2 separate regions of the Homo sapiens genome follow, and region 1 is linked to region 2. Evidence: chromatin loops called from intact Hi-C (ENCODE). Cell type or tissue: tibial artery. All regions are shown on one strand. Each heading gives the region's core, and the rest is flanking DNA. Links, peaks and the distances in the headings are about the cores only.

Region 1 (9,856 bases), core at 1,088-9,087, 550 kb before region 2:
ACTATTTACTAGCAGAACACTGAGGGGACTGTGCGGTCACCAATACCTCCTATTGCACTTGGATAAACACCTCCCAGGAAATAGAGATGAACAGAAAGGACATAGTCAAACAAGCAGAATGGCTGCATTCCTTCAACCAGAAGGGTCCATTAGTCTGTTTTCACACTGCTATAAAGAATTATGAGAAACTGGGTAATTTATGAAGAAAAGAGGTTTAATTGACTCACAGTTCTGCAGGCTGTACAGAAAGCGTGGCTGGGGAGGCCTCAGGAAACTGACAATCACGGCAGAAGGCGAAGGGGAAGCAGGCACGTCTGGCCATGTTGGAGCAGGAGAGACAGAGAGAGTGAAGTGGGAGGGCTGCAAGCTTTTAAACAACCAGATCCCACAAGCGCTCACTCAATATCACGAGAACAGCAAGGGGGAAGTCGGCCCCCATGAGCCAATCACCTCCCACCAGGTCCCTCCCACAACACTGGGAATTACAATTTGACATGAGATTTGGGTGTGGATACAGAGCTGAACCATGTCAAGGGTAGTTCAACCGCTGAGATTGATTGATTGATTGATTGACTGAGATGGAGTCCTGCTCTGTTACCTAGGCTGGAGTGCAGTGGCACAATCTCGGCTCACCGCAACCTCCGCCTCCCGGGTTCAAGCGATTCTCCTGCCTCAGCCTCCTGAGTAGCTGGGACTACAGCACATGACACCATGCCTAGCTAATTTTTGTATTTTTAGTAGAGACAGGGCTTCACCATGTTTGCTAGGCTGGTCTTGAACTCCTGACCTCGTGATCACCCTGCCTCGGCTTTTCTTTGCTGTGGCTCTTTCCCCTCTAAACTGTTCTAGATTCCCAGGCGCCCTGCCAGGAACAGGTGTGGGCCACCCTGGTGTGAGCTGCCTCCCAGAGGCCTGGAAGGACCAGGCCTTGCCAATCACCGACAAGGGACATAGAAGAGCACCCCCAAAGGACAGTAGGTCCCCGCCCTGATCTGGCCCACAGCACCCGAGGGACCCTGCAGCACTACAGAAGTCCCATGGGGCAGACGGGAGCCACAGGCCCAGACTCCACAGCCCCTCAGTCCACATGTCCTGGAGCCTGTGGTGGAAGTCCCTGCTCTTCCATCACCGCCGCCTCTCCCCCAGGACCTCCGAAGAAACAGGCCAGGGCTGTCCCAGGCCTGGGCACACGGGCCAGTGTCCAGCCCACCCCGTCTGCCCCTCCAGGCCCCGCCCTCACCCGGAAGCGCTCCTCCAGCAGGGACAGCTCACTGATGAGGTCGGTGATGGCGTTGGTAAAGGCTTCCTGGGGGCTGTAGTCCGGCGTGGTCTGCACTCGGATGATGATCTTGTGCTCCAAGGGGTGGGGGACTTTGTAGCCAGCAAATAGCACTTGCGGGTCCTTTAGGTCACACTGTCTGAGGTCCAGGGACAGACAGTGTGAGGGTCTAGCCTCATGCCCAAGCTGGGTAGCAGCCAGATCAGAGCAGAAGAACAGACTTTCTAGCCAAAAATCCCCCCCAACTTTTTTTCCCAAAAGTCTTCAAGGAAAGTAACACTTTTAGGAAGATACCTCATGTGGGGACACCCTACCCCCGCCACACACACACACCCTGCATCCATGAGGTTGAAGGACCCGAGCTGGAAACAGATTCCAGCAACCTCTTCCCACCGGGCACCGCAGTGCTGGCAAAGAGATCTCCCAGGCAGTGAATGTCCAGCCAGTGTTCAGTGACTCAGACCCAAAAAGCCCACAAAGAGCCTCCACGCAGCAAATAAAGGCAGCAGGAGAGGAGGGCCAGCTCCCGGCAGTGAGTGGAATGCAAATGGAACTCTGCCCTCCGAGCAGCACAGCCGCCAGCGGCTGGCCACGCACACTGGGCCTTGTGCCATGGGGCTGCGTCGTGTACTGTGCCCTGGGCATGCAGGGGTCTCCTCTAGAGCGGCTCAGAGTGGTGTGAGCACCACAAGGGGGACCCGTGCATAGGTGGCAACACTGAGCTCAAGAGCAGGGGAGCAGCAGGGCCCCAGGAGAGCTTGGGTGCCCCACTGGCTGGGCTCCGGGCAGGAGTCCTCCATCCCCGTGCCTGACCACACCAGGAGACTGGGCAGACCCCACTCACAGACGGGGAAAAGCCTGGCTTCGCTGGTGGCACCAGAGGGAAGAGCCAAGTCTACAGTAAAATGACAAGTCCCTAGGCCAGAATGGCAGACACATCCCTGACCAACCACCTGGCTAGGACCTCACTGGTATAAACAAACACCCACCAACCAATGCAGGGCGCCCATTAGGGGCACTGGATAGCCACAGAACTCCTACTTCTTTCTCTTGTTAAATAGAAGTTCTAGTCTCTGCCACATACATCTTAGAGGCCCAGGTGGCACTGAGGTCACAAACGGGTGGCATGAGGGGAGCTAATCTTGACTGCTTTTCAATGTCCCTCAGCATGAATAACACACAGGCCTACTGTGCTGGAATCTGCTGCTCGTTCATTTACAGAATGTGCACTTAATGGTGAATGTAAGGCCGGGCACAGTAGCTCACGTCTGTAATCCCAGCACTTTGGGAAGCCGGCAGGTGGATCACCTGAGGTCAGGAGTTCGAGACCAGCCTGGCCAACACAGTGAATCCCCGTCTCTACTAAAAACACAAAAATTAGCCGGGCATCGTGGCGTGGGCCTGTAGTCCCAGCTACTAGGAAGGCTGAAGCAGGAGAATCACTTGAACCCGGGAGGCGGAGGTTGCAGTGAGCAAGATCGTGCCATTGCACTCCAGCCTGGGCAACAAAGAGAGAAAATTCCATCTCAAAAACAAACAAACAAAAAAACAGTGAATGTAAATGCACGTGTTCATCTACAGAATAAGCCACTACAGAAGCGTGGCTTATGTGAAGACATGGAGGTCGGTGTCATTTTGATAAAAAGGTACCAAGGTTATAAAATGCCCAGAGCAAGCCCCCAGAAGGACTTCCTGTAGCTCAGAGAGACTGAGGAAGACTTGGAACTTGTGCTTTGCCCAGAGGGGCCCATTAAACACAGCCCCTGAGAGCCTGTGACGGGAAACTTACGATTTAATGATGTTTCCCAGTGTGTGGTCTTCTTTGTTGATGGTGAATAAACAGGCATTGGGTACCTTGGTGTCCTTGTTAATGGTGATCCTAGGAAGACACAGAGGCCACAGATGAGGAGCAGGGGCTCCCCTCCTCCCACCCTGAGTCTAAACCCTGTCTCCTCCCGGCCAGGTGTGGTGGCTCGTGCCTGTAATCCCAACACTTTGGGAGGCTGAGGTGGATGGATGACCTGAGGTCAGAAGTTCAAGACCAGCCTGCCCAACATGGCAAAACCCTGTCTGTACTAAAAATACAAAGAAAAAAAAAAATTAGCTGAGTGTGGTGATCCATGCCTGTAGTCCTAGCTACTTGGGAGACTGAGGCAGGAGAATCACTTGAACCTGGGAGGTGGAGTTGCAGTGAGCCGAGATCATGCCACTGCACTCCAGCCTGGGCAACAGAGTGGAACTCTGTATCAAAAATATAAAAATAAAAAGGAAAAATAAGCTCTGCCTCTTCCTGAAGGCCTTTCTCAATCTCTTCATCCCATAAAGGCCTCGCCAACCCGGTCCCCTACTTCCTGCTACCCCAGGTCTATGGAACCTTGGCCTTTTCTGAATTCCTCCTTTTTTTTTTCCGGTAGAGATGGGGTTTTGCCTTGTTGTCCTCGCTGGTCCTGAACTCCTCGCCTCAAATGATCTCTCCTGCTGCCCAGGCTGGAGTGCAGTGGTGTGATCATAGCCCACTGAAGCCTCCAACTCCTCGGCTAAAGTGATCCTCCCGCCTTAGCCTCCTGAGTAGCTGGGACCACAGGCACACGTCATCATGCCTGGCCTGTTCCTTTTTTCTTATGCCAACATAATGAAGCAACCAAAAGGTGAAGAAGAGAGGCCCTGAAGTTACACGGTGAGGCTGGTCCTGACCCTGTGAGTTCCGAAAGCAACCATCCCCCTGGCTGGAGTGTGCAGTCCTTCCATCCATTCCCCAAAACAAGTCATGCTCTGGCATTTACTATGATTTTAGTGAACGCTTAGATGGACAAAGACAGGAAACTTCCATTGGATTTTCCAAGACAAGGGGTTTTCAGAGTGCAGTTCCCAGATAAGCAGCATCAGAATCCCCTGGGAACTTGTTAGAGTCTCCCACCTCCCACTTACTGGACCCAGAACTCTGGAGGTGGGGCGCAGGGATCTATGGTTTAAGAAGCCCTTCAGGTGATTCTAATGCACACTCAATTTGAGGGCAACTATGCTGACAGTAAAATCTCACACAGGTGAGAGGTATCAAGTTGAATATCCTTTTTTCTAAGGTGGTTTCTCCAGGCTGACACCACACACATTTTAGGGTGCATCATTCTTTCCTGTGGGGTGCTGTCTTGTGGACATTGTAGGACATCAGCAGCATCCCTGACCTCTATCCAGTAGATTCCAGTCATAACCCCCTTTGACAACCAATAATGTTCTCAGTTATTGCCACATGTCCCTTGTGGACCAAATGGTCCCCAGTTGAGAGTCTGCTCTAAAGGAGGCCGAAGTGGCTGGCAAGGGCCAGACCAAGACCTCTGCATGCCAACCTGGGAACAATAAGAGCCAATGGTTATGAGGTTTTCCAGGTGCTGAGCTTTGGACCAAGAGTTTTACACAAATTACCTCATCCAATTCTTTTTATTTTGAGACAGGATTGCGCTCAGTCGCCCAGGCTGGAGTGCAGTGATGCGATCAAAGCTCACTGCAGCCTGGAACTCCTGTGCTCAAGCAATCCTCCCACCTGAGCCTCCCAAAGTGCCGGGATTAAAAGCGTGAACCAGCGCACCTGGCCAGATCCCTTTTTTTGTTTTTTGAAACGGAGTTTCGCTCCCGTTGCTCAGGCTGGAGTGCAATGGCGTGATCTCCGCTCACCTCAACCTCCACTTCCCAGGTTTAAGTGATTCTCCTGCCTCAGCCTTCTGAGTAGCTGGGATTACAGGCATCTGCCACCACGCCCGGCTAATTTTGTATTTTTAGTAGAGACAGGGTTTCTCCATGTTGGTCAGGCTGGTCTTGAACTCCCGACCTCAGGTGATCCGCCCGCCTCGGGCTCCCAAAGTGCTGGGATTACAGGTGTCAGCCACCGCACCCGGCCTGAATCCCACGTTTAAGTACAGTAATAAACTCATTTTCCAGATGAGGAAACAGGGCTCCGACATATCAAGCCACTCGCCCACAGATACAGAGTGAGCCCAAGCTCTCTCCCCTGGACTCCTTCAACCCGCAGGCAGCGAGGAGCCACTGCGGCTTTTACGCAGGCCGCTGACAGATCGGAGGGGATGAAGGATGGAGGTGGAGGGCGAGAGACAAAAGAGGAAGCTGCCAGATCCCAGAGGAAAAGGGCTATGGAGAACCAGACACTCTGGGTTCGAATACAAGCGCCGCCACTTCCTGTGTCCGGGGCAACTTGCTCGCCTCCAAGCCTCAGTGTCCTCATCTGCAAAATGGACACACTCGCGACTGCCTCGCGGAACGGCCTTAAATTTGGCTGACACAGGCCGAGCGGACGATCAAGCAAAAGCTGTTTCCCTCCAGGGGCAAGAGATGGGCAGGAGACACCCCAGAATGCGACAGCCGCAGGCCCGCGCACCTCGGCCCGCCGCAGCCGGCGTCACTTACTTCTTCTCGCCCTCGAAGAGCAAGAACGACTCGAAGGCTGGAGGGGCGTTCACGCTCCCGCCTCCGTTGCGTCCAGACCCCAAGTGTCTGCCGCCGCCGCCACCAGAGCCCTAATAAGAGGCCTCTTCCGGATTACTCCGGCGGGGCAAACCCGCGCAAGGATCGGCTCATCGCCCCCTTTCGGGCTGGAGGATCTTGCGCAGGCGCGAGAAAACCCCGAGAGAGGCCAGTGCCTCTGTGCATGCGTCAGTGGCGAGCGCACCGCCCCCACCCGCACCCCGGCTTGGCTTTCCCCCGTGGGCGCTTTTCGGCGCATGCTCAGAGCGCCGGGAGGGCTGTTCTGCCCCTACAGAGGCCTCCTAGTCCTGGCTGAGCGGGAACCTCAAGCTGTACCTTTCTCCTTTCCCCATGTCCCTTGATCTCTCTTTGGAAACGTGCACCCCCTTGGAGTGCGCAGCAGGAGGCCCCTGAATAGAGAGAATAAAGCTAAGGGGTAGTGGACAGCTGCCGCTAGCAGCCGTAGGGGGAGCAGAAGATCTCGTGGCTAGAGGCAGATCTATGATAAGCCCCCTGCCCAGGCTGCCTATACCGACTGCTGCAGGACCTCTGCCTGGGGGGTGCAGCTGGCTTGTTAGCCGGGAGGGACAATTGGGTGAGGGATGCAGAAGGAGGCAGGTGTATACAGCAGTGAGAGGGGAGCCCGTAGGGTTACGTATATCTTTTTATATATTATTATTATTATTTAGAGACAGTGTCTCCCTCTGTCGCCCAGGCTGAAGTACAGTGGCGCCATCATGCAGCCTCCAACTCCTGGGCTCCAGAGATCCTCCTGCCTCAGCCTCCCGATAGTTAGGACTGCAGGCATGTGCCATCACACCTAGCTATTTTTTTTTTTTTTTTGGAGATGGTTGTGGGGGGGTGGCCTCCGTATGTTGCCCAGGCTGGTATTGAACTCCTGGCCTCCAGCAGTCCTCCAGCCTCAGCCTCCCAAAGTGCAGTTGGTGGATGTGGGCAGCAAGCCACCCAGGTGCCGAGGCAAGAGACCGAGGGCATGAGCTGTTCCAGTATAATAAAATATATAAAATAAGAATAGTTATACTAGATATAGATCTTAGATATGATTATATATGAATCATTAATCATTAGTTTGTAGTAATTATTCTTTATTCCAATATTATAATAATCCTCGCTCTACAATCATAACCTAGGAAAAACCAGGCCATACAGAGATGGGAGCTGAGGGGACAGTGAGGAGTGACCAGAAGACAAAGAGTGCGAGCTTTCTGTTATGCCCGGACAGGGCCACCAGAGGGCTCCTTGGTCTAGCAGTAACGCCAGCATCTGGGAAGACACCTGTTGCCAAGCCGACCGTGGTCTAGCGGTAGCGTTAGTGTCAAGGAAAAACACCCGCTACTTAGCAGACCGGGAAAGGGAGTCTCCCTTTCCCCGGGGGAGTTTAGAGAAGACTCTGCTCCTCCACAGGCCCGCCCACAGTTACCCGGAGGCCTAACCGTCTCCCTGTGATGCTGTGCTTCAGTGGTCACGCTCCTAGTCCACCTTCATGTTCCATCCTGTACACCTGGCTCTGCCTTCTAGATAGCAGTAGCAAATTAGTGAAAGTACTAAAAGTCTCTGATAAGCAGAAATAATGGTGTAAGCTGTCTCTCTCTCTCTTTCTCCTCTCTCTCTCTGCCTTGGCTGCCAGGCAGGGAAGGGCACCCTGTCCAGTGGAAACGTGACCCATGTGGCCTTACCTATCATTGGAGATGGTTCACTCCTTATCCTGCCCCTTTGTCTTGTATCCAATAAATATCAGCGCAGCCTGGCATTCAGGGCCACTACCGGTCTCTGCATCTTGGTGGTAGTGGTCCCCCCAGCCCAGCTGTCTTTTATCTCTTTGTCTTGTGTCTTCATTTCTGCACTCTCTCGTCTCTGCACACGGAGAGAAACCCACCGACCCTGTGGGGCTGGACCCTACAGGTGGATAAGTGTATCTTACCCTTTTTGGTTTGGTTGTTTTGCAGACTACAGTTTAGCATAAAGGCCCTCCTTAAGCTGTTTGAAGCAACAGGGACTGGGGTCTCAGGGGAGCTACCAGAGCCCTAACAGTTTGGCAGCTGTTTCTCCAAGGCTGGGCAGCAGCTACAGTGCTGAGGAAATCTGGAGCATCTACCCCTTCTGGGAAGGCCCATTTCCTACTTGAGTTCTTGCACCCTGGCAGGAGGAAATCTCATTCTGCAACAGCCCCACACAGAATCTGACTTTCCAGGCGAAGTGGGTGGGCACCTCTTTAACTGCTGAGGAACAGAAAGTGATATGGGTAGGCTGGGTGCGGTGACTCACGCCTGTAATCCTAGCACTTTGGCACTTTGAGAGGCTGAGGCAGGCAGATCACTTGAGGTAAGGAGTTCGAGACCAGCCTGGCCAACATGGTGAAACCTCATCTCTACTAAAAATACAAAAAATTAGTCGGGCGTGGTGGTGGGCACCTGTAATCCCAGCTACTTGGGAGGCAGAGGCAGGAGAATCGCTTGAACCCGGGAGGCGGAGGTTGCAGTGAGCTGAGATTGCGCCACTGCACTCAGCCTCCCAAAGTACTGGGATTACAGGCGTGAGCCACTGTTCCTAGCCAAGGGTAGCATCCTTGACCCAAGCTTTTCCAGGGTGACCCAGAAGTGTGGAGGTTATATCCTCAGGGAATTATTACCCTTATCACTTTTTTTTTTTTTTTGAGATAGCATCTCGCTCTGTCGCCCAGGCTGGAGTGCAGTGGCATGATCTCGGCTCTGTTGTCTAGGCTGGAGTGCAGTGGCGAGATCATAGCTCACTGCAGCTTCAAGCTCCCGGGCTCAAGCAGTCCTCCTGCCTCAGCCTCCCCAGTACCTGGGACCACAGGCAGGCACCATGGCGCCCTGCTAGTTTTTTTCTTTTTACTTTTTGTAGCGATGGGGTCCAACTTTATTGCCTAGGCTGGTCTCGAACTCCTGACCTCAAGCAATCTTCTCGCCTTGGCCTCTCAAAGTGCTGGGATTATAGGCATGAGCCCTGCCCCTGGCCACACATACCATGCTAATTTGTTACACATTGGCTGTGGTTGCTTTCATGCTACATGGCATGGTGGTTGTGACTGAGAGCTGCATGTCTGGTCCTTTACAGAAAACGTTTGCTGATCCTAATCTTGGGGATTGTGCCTGTGTTGACTTTGCTATTTATTGTTTGGTTACAGCCCAGACACTGAAGTTACTTATTAGCTTGTGGGTTTCTATCCCGTAGAAAAGAAAACTTCATGGCCGGGCGCAGTGGCTCACACCTGTAATCTCAGCACTTTGGGAGGCCGAGGTGGGCGGATCACGAGGTCAGGAGATGGAGACCATCCTGGCCAACAAGGTGAAACCCCATCTCTACTAAAAATACAAAAATTAGCTGGGCATGGCAGTGAGCACCTGTAATCCCAGCTACTCGGGAGGCTGAGGCAGGAGAATTGCTTGAACCCGGGAGGCAGAAGTTGCAGTGAGCCAAGATCGCACCACTGTACTCCAGCCTGGACGACAGAATGAGCCTCCGTCTCAAAAAAAAAACAAAAAACAAAAAAAAAAAAAAGAAAAGAAAACTTCATTAATTAACCACTTTCGTATGTAATATCACAATCTTATTCTAGCATTCTTCTCTTAAAGTGTTTACAGGCCAGGCACAGTGGCTCACATCTGTAGTCCCAGCACTTAGGGAGGCTGAGGGAGGATTGCCTGAGCCCAGGAGTTTGAAACTAGCCTGGGCAATATAGCAAGATCTTGTCTCTACTAAAAATTTAAAAAATCAGCAGGGCATAGTAGTGTGTGCCTGTAGTTCCATTTACTTGGGAGGCTGAAGCAATAGGATTGCTTGAGCCCAGGAGGAAGAGGCTACAGTGAGCTATGACTGCACCACTGCATTCCAGCCTGGGTGGCAGAGCGAGACCCCGTCTCAAAAACAAAACAAAACGAAACAAAAGAATGCTTACAAATACATGAAATACATGTACCCAGCTTCTCAGAATGATCCATGAATCAGAGTTCCCACTCTTTTTCTGAATTGGTGCGTAGTAGATCTTTGATATGTGTTCATGATATATATGAGTCATCTTTTTTACATGTTTGAAAATTATACTTTGAAAAGGGCTTGTCC
Region 2 (9,856 bases), core at 840-8,839:
TCCCAAATATTGGACAGGACACGGTTATGCTGTAAAATTCCTCATTATTTGAAATTCCAATCTAGCTAGACATCTCCTACTTTACCTGGCCTCCCACGTCACCATGACTTTCGGATTAAGTGTTGGGCTCAGAGAAGGGATGTGACAGGGAAGTTTCATATCCAGGACTTGAACCTAGGTATCCCACCTCCAATTCCAGACTAGAGTCTGACAGACACAGCACCTCCCCTCTACCACTTAGCCAAGTGACATTGGGCTGGCTAGTTAATCTAAGCTTTTGCCAATCTGCAAAATAAATGTGTGTGGTGGATATTAAAGCCTTGCCTCTCAAATGTGGACTAGAGACCAGCACCTTTGGGCTCACCTGGGACGGAGGTGAGAACTCAAATGCAGAACCCCAGGCTGTGCCCTAGACGTATTCTCGTGGAAGTATGGAGACACGTCCCAGAAGGCAATGGTGGATTCAACAGGCATTGGGAGGTGCTAGCACAGAGCTGGGCTGCAACAGGCGTGCCAGGTGCCTGAGCCACTTCGGCCCCTACAGGAACCCTTGGAGGGGACATTTTACCCCCACTTACAGGTGAGAACCTAGAGAAGGCCAAGAAAAGTGACATGCCTTCCCTGTATGAGACCATACAGTCAGAAAGTGGCCATCATGGTCTGACCTGGCCACTGTGCCCACAGAGCACCTGGGACATTGAGGCGAGCCACAGCAGGATGCTGCGTGGTGGAGGCAACCCTTGGGGTGTTCGTCGGAAGACCCCCTTGATGTGCCTTGTTCTTTAGCCCACTGTTGCCACAGATACCCTCAGTGCATTCTACGCCAAACCTACTGCATCTCAGCAGGTTTGCGGATAGGCTGGAGGGATAACAAGACACTGGATGCATTGAGTTCTGAAAGCATTTCAGGATAAATAAACTAAATACTGTGCATTTGCCCAGTGTCATGCCTGGCACAGAGCAGGTCTGCTTGGCCAAGGCACCTTCCTCTCTGCAATGATGAACCACTCCTTCCCTTCCTTACCCTTGTAAACATGGCTGTGAGGAATGGAAGAGCAGCAACTCACAGCCTGTTCCACAAGGCAGGAGTCTTACATAATGATGTTCCTGGGGAAAAGGATGACAGCTGACGGGGCACCTTCCCTGCTCAAATTCAACTTTATCACCATTGCCTCTTGGGGCCCCGCCCCTGAAGTCCAAAGTCTCACAACTAATTCCCCCAAAGCTGAGTCATTCATCCTTAGCAGATGCAGGCAGAGAATCCGCTGGGCTGGGAATGCACCCTGAGCCTTTTGTGCTCCAGGTCCAGAGGTTTCTGGGCACACCACTGTCCTCCCATCTGCTATCACCAGCTATATCATCAGAATGCTGTTGGCCGGGTGTGGTGGCTCACGCCTGTAATCCCAGAACTTTGGGAGGCCGAGGCGGGTGGATTACCCGAGGTCAGGAGTTCATCCTGGCCAACATGGTGAAATCCCATCTCCACAAAGATACAAAAATTAGCCAGGCATGATGGTGGGTGCCTGTAATCCCAGCTACTCAGGAGGCTGAGGCGGGAGAATCGCTTGAACCCAGGAGGCGGAGGTTGTACTGGGCCGAGATGGCGCCACTGCACTCTAGCCTGGGTGACAGAACAAGACTCCATCTCAAAAAAAAAAAAAAAAAAAAGAAAGAAAAAAAAAAAGAATGCCCTTGTTTTCAAAAACCCTCCATCTTCTGTATCCTTTGAATTTTTAATATGTGACTATTACATTTTTTTAAAAAATCAAATTTTCAGCCCCCATTGCATATTTTGGTAACAACCCTCTGGTCTTTTCACCCTCAAATGTGCAGGGATCCCTCCCACCCCAGGGAATTTGCACATGCTGTCTCCCCTGCTAGGATTGCTGTTCCCTCCCACCCTTCCCATCTCAGCATAAACCTCACTTTCTCAAGGAAGGCAGCATTCTCTCCAACTGGGTGAGGGCCCCTTATAGCCCTCCAGTACCCTGAACTCCCAACATGACTATTGAGCAGTCTGCATTGGCTGACCATCTCTGCTCCTTGCCTCATAGACTGTGCCTTGTCCATCTGATTCCAGACCATAGCACAGTCCACACAGCCAGGCACCCATTCAGGTATACATGTGGGCAAAACTGTGCCAGCCCAGAGTGGAGAGGCCACTGCATTCTCCTGACCTTCCTGCTTCAGCCCAGGGCGTCACCAGCCTGAAAACCATCCAAGCTTCTCTGCTGTTTAGTGAAGCCTTAGGCTTCCACGCAGCATGTGCCACACCTCCTTCCTCCCTTCCAGGCCCACATGCCCTCTGTGCTGTTTGGCCCTGGACAGCCCTAGGTTCATTTGCCCATAGCACACATACCCTCATCCAAGGCCTGCCCCAGTCCTGATTTGCACATTTGTGCAAAGGGCACAGGCTTTGGCCAGACTAAGTCCAAGAGGCCAACCCTGAGTGCCTGTTTGTTCACACGTAAATGGGCACATGGTACCTGCCTCCCAGGTGGGGTGTTGAACGAGCCATTTATACTTACTTTCTCTCTGTAGTCTCAGGACACGAAGATGGACCTTCCTGTTCTTTATTTTTTAAAGATAGAGTCTCACGGCCAGGCATGGTGGCTCACGCCTGTAATCCCAGCACTTTGGGAGGCCGAGGTGGGTGGATCACCTGAGGTCAGAAGTTCAAGACCAGCCTGACCAACATGGTGAAACTCTGTCTCTACTAAAAATATAAAAAACTTAGCCAGGCGTGGTGGCGGCCACCTGTAATCCCAGCTACTCAGGAGGTTGAGGCGGGAAGAATTGCTTGAACCCAGGAGGCAGAGGTTGCAGTGAGCTGAGATTGCACCACCACACTCCAGCCTGGGCAACAAAGTGAGACTCTGTCTCAAAAAAAAAGAGAGAGAGTGTCTCAGTATGTTGCCCAGGATGGAGTGCAGTTGCGTGATCATACAGCCTCGAACTTCTGGGCTCAAGCAATCCTCCCATTCTTTCCAATGCCCTGGCCCCAGAGCGCCCACATGGTGCCTAACCCCACAGCAAAAGCCCCCGTGGTACCAGCTACTCCACCAGGGTGGACAGGCCAGAACCCAAATCTTGCAAAGAACCTCATTCACCAGGCAACTTCTAAGCCTCATCTTCCCCACCTAAAACATAGAAATAGCTTCCCCCAGGGATGCCGTTAGGAGGAAGGAATGTACACTTTGAACAAACAGCCTCCATATCTTTACCCAAGCTCCTCTGCTCCGGGCCCAGACCCTGCTATCCCCAGGCACGAATACAGCATAAGGCTGGCTCCATGTTCCTCTACCCCACCCCCCAAAGAAGGAAATCACTGGGGAAACCAATCTCCTCTCCATCAGGGTGGCTCTGGGATACAAGCTCTTGGTAGGGTGTGCTTGGAAGTGACAGGGTCAGAGAGATAAACATAGTGGAGACAGACTGTGCATCACTTTAGAACACAGCTTGGCTAAAACATCCAGAGCACTCACTGTCCCCAGGACCAGCCTCAGCACTCCATGAAGCCAGGTGGGAAGGCCAACCTAGGGCAAGGACCAGGCCTCAGCACTGCAGGCACTCTCTGCCCTGTCTTGTCTTCCAAGAGGTGGCAGCGATGCCCACTGATAGGGTCTGTGCAGTTGACAGATGTCTCCCAGCAGATGCTCAAATGGTTGCTCTTTATCTCCAGTTCCATTAACTCTTTGTCCTTCTGAATACTGCTAACCACCAAACTGCAAGAATATCGTCTGCAGCTCCTTAGCAGCTCTAGTTCACACCTGCCCAGAAAGTACCACTGTCCTGCCCCCATCATACACACTGGCTTCGTGGAAATCCTTGGGTGTTAACAGAAGAGGAGCAGGGATCATGGAGGCCCCAAATCTCGGGTCCTGCTAGCTTCAGTCCTACCATGACCAAAGACACAGACTCCTTCGTCTCTGTATAAGCTTTTGCCGAGAAAAAACTTGGTTCTTTCTAAAATACTCAGGCACTCTCCTAGTTTCTCCCCACTCTCCTGCTGCCCCAACCTCCTCATGCCCCCAGCATGGCCTTGTGACGCCTGGTAAGCAGGTGACATGCAATCTAGGACCCCAAGCCAGCAGAGAAGCCCAGCCTTCAGGCTGAGAAGGCAGCTGGAGAGCTCAGGCCAGGGCATAAGGGACAGTACACATGTGTGTATGTCACACCACCGCTTATGCACATAACACACAGACACAGCTCACACATCAACAGTTGTTCAGAAAGGGACCAGCAGATAGCTGCCCCGGCTCCTCTAAGGAAGAGCAGGCAGCTTCCCCCCGAATCTACATGTGCGTGTGCTCGGGGAGAGGAAGGCTGGCGGTCAGGAAGGCCCATCTCCCAGCCTGATCCCAGGCAGCAGGGCTGCAGGAGCTGGGCAGGAAGGCTCTGGGCCGGCCATAGCCACCTGCCAGCAAGGGCAGGCTTCTCTTCTCATGGCTGGGGCAGCTCGGCACAGCTGACCTCTGCTGGCCAAGTGAAGCACTGCATGCAGCCACAGAGCCAGGCACAGCTGTCTTCCGAAGTTTCCCGACTCCTGATGTTTTGGGGATTCAAATAGTCCTTTTCATATGCTGGAGGCACAAACTGGGGCAGCTAAAATTTTTATTCTGTTGTCAAGGGGCAAGATGCCAGCTTGGAAGTGCCAAGGAGCTAAAGGGCCCAGCACTGCCGGCCCCAGAACTGTCTGTTCAGGCTGTGCAGTAAGCACCAGAGCCTCGCCTGTCCACGAAGGGTGTAAGCCTGTGCTCCACAATGTGCTCAGCTCCAGAGAGGCCCAACAACCTCAGGAGGGCTTGGCTGTGGGTCTGAATTTCTTTCCTTTGTGCTTGAAGCTGCGCAGTGGGTTCTGGGACTTTGCTCTCTAAGGAGGCAAAGTCACAGGTTAGTTGGGGGAATCAGGCCGACAGACAATCCACCCACCCACCCACCCAACTGAGAAAGACACAAAGGGAGCCGTGCCGGCAACTGGCCAACACGACCAGAAGGTGCTGCAGATAAGGAAATGGGGAAAGGCAGCTGGGGAAAGAAAAGCAGGGCCTGCAGGCGGCTGCAAAAGTACCCCTATCCCACACCAGATTTTTGGGGCCCGGTTCTAGGGTGCCCCCTCTTCCCCTCCCTAGGGCACCCTCTCTTCCCCTCCCTAGGGCAAGGCGCCTCCACATTCTGGTGATGACAAAAGAGCAGGTTGGGAGGAGTCCTGGGGCTGTCCGCAGTCCCCAGGAGCCGTACCTTGGCCTTCCTACAAGAGGAAGACAGCTTCTTCCGCTTCTTGTGAGGGCGCACCAGGCCACGGAGAGCAGGAGGAACTGGAAGAGATGCTTGCCTGAGCAGTGGGCTCACCGCTACTGCTCCCATCCCTGCCCTCCCGCTGATTCTGCAGCAAATTCTCCAATTCTGACCCAACTGGCAGCCTATGACATACATCTATTCACTACCACATCTGCACAGGGCCAGGAGAATGTGAGCACCTTAGACTTCCACTATTTAAATCACTCTCCTATATTGTTTAGATTTGTTACAACAAACATGTAACAAGAAAGAAAAAGACAGACATCCTTAAAGAAAGAAAATGCAGCTGAAATAAAAGTCAACAGGTAGTTTCTTCACCTGTGGCCCATTACTACCGATACAGGGGGCCCCGCATCCCAGCTGCACCTGATCTTGGCTCTATCTTCACCTCGCCCACCCCATGGACTCCCCCAGGCCAACCACACCTGGGCCCTCCCCTTCAAATGTCAAACATCCCACATCCTGACACCTTTCCACCTTCTCCTGGCCCTTCTAAACCTCCTGGCCACACCTTGGCAAATGACTCCGCTATACGAGCAGACTGGGTTCCTGAGGCCAAAGTTCTAGCCTTACCTTCTCCCTCCCTACCCACCCTCCCAACTCCCCTCCTCACATCTCAGGCCAGGACCTGGACTGGGGTCTCCTCCAGCTCACTGTCCCATGGGAACCCGGCCCCCACCGCTCTCTCTGGCATTTTCATGTTCCCATCTCTTCTGGATCCTTCCTTTCCCAGTGCCCAGGCTTTTCCTGCCCTGGAACATTCCATCTCCACCCTTTGTCACCTCCATAGCAGCAACACCACACCCGCTGGGTGGCTGCAGGTCCAGGCTGAGCAGACCCTGTGGCATTGGGAAGGGTCCTGCACTTGCTGCCCACAGCCTCCTCTCCACCACTCTCCTCCTTCAATCCATTTTAGGCATAAAAGTCACACATACTCATTACCAAAAACACCTCCTATGAGACACTGAAAGAAGTCATTACCCAGAGCCTGCCAAAGATGAGGAGAGGTGCCCAGTATTAATGGCCACATAAAGCTCTAGCCTGGGCTGCACTACAGAAACCAATCCCAGGGTCCTGACCTCATGCCTGCCAACCCCTGCATCCCTCGCACCACCACTGGCTCTTCTCTTGCTACCTTGTCGGTTTAGGCCTTACAGAGTCTGTCTCCCTGCTGACTGTTCTTACCCAGAGACTCCACAGATGCCTCTTCAGCAGCTGCTAATCTTGAGTCTTTTGCAGCACAGGTGGCTCTCTCTGCCTCCTGCCCGTGACTCTCTCCCAAACCTGTTCACTCCCTTCGACCCATGGATGGCCATTTGGCCCAGCTCTGGAGACGACCTGGCCTGAAATGCTGGGTCTGCCACCCACCCTGCACTACCTCAATTTCCTCATCTCTAAAATGGAGACAGCAACAGCTAACCCGTGGGACCAAGCAAACAAGTTTAGAAACACAGGGGTGTGCCTGTTTACATGCCCGCGTGCTGCCAGGGTCTCCAGGTTCTATTCTGCCTGAGCATCCCCAGCACCAAGCACAGGGGCTGACCCAGCAGTGGAGAAATTAATGCCACTTCCCCAGCCTGCTGCCTCCTGCCCTGTCAGGCCACACTCACCCAGGTAGTCAGGAACATGGCCCAGGTGGGGCTTCACCACTGCGGGGTGCAAAGGTAGGTCATGCCGCAGCAGCTGGAGGTCCCTAGGGTTGTCTTCAAAGTATGTCTGCCGGGGGAAGAGGGAGAGCCACAGAGTGAGCATCTTTCTTCTGTGACTTCACAGACCTAGCTTTTCAAAGGATAACACACTCATGTGTTTCAAAAGGCATGAGGCAGCTGCTTCTGTGCATTTCTCAGAACCTCCCGGGAGTGGATGTTTCCATTTTCCCTTCTCCATGACACACATGGCAGTACCCTGTACCCCTTTTTGCTGGGCATCATCTTACAGACTGTTCCATATGGACACGCAACCAACCTCATTCCTTCCCATGTAACCTTCGGCTCTGAATGCACCTGAGTTTACCTAGCAAGCCCCCTATGGTGGCCCCAGGCTGTTTCCATCTTTTGGTTCCATGATAATGCCATGGATGGATGAATGCAGGCACATGCTTGACTGTGCACATTCACAAGCGTGACCAGGATTAAGTTCCAGAAGTGGAATTTCGGATGAAAGGACACATGAGCTCGTAATTCTGCTGGACAGTGTCCACCATAAGGTTGTGCCAATTTACCACCAAGCAGAACAGACTGGCTTCCTTCCATGATTCTGGGTCCATTTCCTCCCCTTCCGTGCCAAAGGCCAGAAAACTGCCCAGTTCTCTGCTTCTCACCACTCGGAGCTCAGCCAGTCTCCAAAAAGGGCAGCCGTCTAAGATCTATCCCCTTCTCACCTCCCATCCACTCACCTTAAGCTTCTCAGAATGCAGAAGCTCTTCCTTGATCTCCTTCAATCTTGCCTCCCGAATGGCCTGCTTAGTCACTGAGCGCATGGCATCCTGGGGGTGGACACTGAAGGTCAAGACAGTGAGGCTGCCCCAAATCCTCCCTTCACACCTGGATGCTCAGCAAGACGGTGCAATCCCTGGGCCACAGCCCCTCCCCTCTCATTCCCCTCCCCACCACAGCAGCTCACCCTGCAGCGATAGCGGAAGCCCTCGATCTCCTCCATCCGGAACTGGTAGGGGAGCAGAATGGGGCCCCTGTTCTCTGTGGAGAAGAAAGCAGCGAGGGTCCCACAGGCTGAGGCCTTAGGATAGGGTCTTCATTGGAGGCCTCCTGCACCTCCCCCTTGGGGGAAAGCAGCAGGGGACCCACCGCCTTCCTGGGATGCCGAACATGCAGGTTAGCTGCACCTGGGCCTCTTACAGTGATGACCCATCTGTCCCCGTGTGTGGATGGGGGTGGCCTGTGTGGCCCCAAGCCCAAGAACCCGTCACCCACTCTCTTCTCCTCTCCCAAGGAGTACCCCATGGTATTCCTTGGGAGTCAAGGTACCCCCATGACGACGGCCACAGAGAGCAGTCCAGGACCACCCAGCACCCTGGGGTCAGGTGCTGTCCTGAGCTGTCACAGCAGCCTGTCAGGTCACTCAACGCTCATGAGGCAGACAGTAAACACAACTTTGGACAAATTACCTCAATTTGTTTATCTCTCAAGGGGGACAGTGCCTGCCACTCAGGGCAGAACAAGGATGGATGGTGGAAGTGGCCTGTCACACTATGTTGTGACCTCTGTCATCATTATCATGGAGTTTTAAAGCATTGTGGAAGAAGCCTGACCCTGGCCCAGGACCACAAGAGCCAGGCTCTTACCTCCACTGAGAAGCTCCTCAATCTTGCCTAAGTGGAACTGCTCCGTGGGAAGCACAAAGGTTAAGACTATGCCTGGGTTGTTAGCGCGTGCTGTCCTGCAAGGGAAGACAGTGCAGCTTGCATCTCCAACCCGCAGGCTCTGTCCAGCACACCCCAAGTCCCTCAGTGTGCCTACCATGCAGATGCCTGGGCCGTCACACTACTACCTGCCAGCTCGATGGATGTAGGCCTCAGGGGTTGGGGGAAGATCAAAGTTGAGCACAGCAGACACATGGTGGAAGTCTATGCCCCGGGCCACACCTGCTTCCGGATCAGAGGCCCTGCAGAGATAACTCAATGTCAGCCGGACCCTTCCTCTCCTCTGGGCACGTATTCACACGCTGAATCAGCAAAACTTCCTCTAAATGCCTGTAGATCATAAGACCCTGACATACAGAGGACTCTCCAACAATGGAACCGTTCCAGGAGTCAGGGTTTCCTGGGGCAGCCTGGAGCTTTGACATGTACCCAAATCTCGGCCTGACCTCTGTTCTGGGACAACAGCAGAACTCATTGCCCTACATGGTGATCTGAAAACCAACTCTGAGCTAGTCAAGCCTTCAGCTGGACAGAGACTGGAGAGTTGGGGGGTTCCTTTTCCCTTCAGAAATATGCTCCCTGCAAGTCACAGCCATACCACCAATGCAGGATGGGCCATCTCCCCTGCAGGGCTCTGCATGCCAACAACCCCGGCAGTTTTGCCCTTCGTGGTGCATGTGCAGTGTGCACCATCCACTCCCTTCTCTATATCCAGGCAGCTGAGCAAGAACCTGTGGGGCTCTCTGGGCTACACTACCAGCCAGGCCTGGAAGGTTTGGCTCCCTGCTCTGTGCACTCTGGTTTTAGTCTTCCAAAAAGCTAAAAACACAGGCATTTCTGGGGAGGGATGGAAAAAGAGGCATGGACTCACTTGTCCCCTTTGGGCCCTCGGCCCCGACGCTTGCCCTTGACTGGGGCCCCCAGGACTTCAGCATCAGTTGCTATGACACAGTCGTAGAAGCCTTGGTTGAACTGTGAGATGATGTGGCACCTGCAGCCAAGAGCGGACAGAGAATCAGCTCAGCAGAGCAAGCTCAAGGCCCCTCTGCCATCCCTAGTATCACAGTAACCATCACCCTTTCCTTTTTCCTCTTCTTAATCTCTTTCCCTACTTAATCATTGTGCCTCAGTTTCCTCAGCTGGAAATAATTATAGGGTTTTGTTTTTTTGAGACAG

What was found. Hi-C counts contacts between places; a loop is a spot of excess contacts. Peaks named below come from ENCODE experiments on the same cell type or tissue, not always from the same donor. Only the 100,000 strongest peaks of a DNase experiment are listed, where the experiment ranks them.
Region 1: it touches region 2 in a loop (15-fold over the local background); 3 of 110 quality-filtered maps call a loop at or near these places.

Annotation. Positions count from the first base shown.
Region 1 is chr7:44,013,366-44,023,221 of GRCh38, forward strand. It overlaps the pseudogene POLR2J4. Among named protein-coding and RNA genes, the nearest start is that of SPDYE1, 20 kb to the left of the region's middle. RefSeq lists a silencer at 6,845-7,139. In tibial artery, for the core only: CTCF peaks have their summits at 5,866 and 7,017 (motif pointing right); DNase peaks (open chromatin) are centred at 5,579 and 5,956; H3K4me3 peaks cover 1,786 bases; H3K27ac peaks cover 2,039 bases.
Region 2 is chr7:44,561,207-44,571,062 of GRCh38, forward strand. DDX56 (DEAD-box helicase 56) reads right to left here. Exons shown (of 14, transcript NM_019082.4): 7 at 9,552-9,671; 8 at 8,809-8,922; 9 at 8,603-8,697; 10 at 7,924-7,997; 11 at 7,697-7,786; 12 at 6,912-7,017; 13 at 5,242-5,318; 14 at 4,598-4,873. The coding sequence ends at 4,796. Among named protein-coding and RNA genes, the nearest start is that of DDX56, 7.8 kb to the right of the region's middle. RefSeq lists enhancers at 151-1,045, 4,458-4,957 and a silencer at 4,393-4,604. In tibial artery, for the core only: a CTCF peak has its summit at 4,479 (motif pointing left); no DNase peak of the experiment used is centred there; H3K27ac peaks cover 293 bases.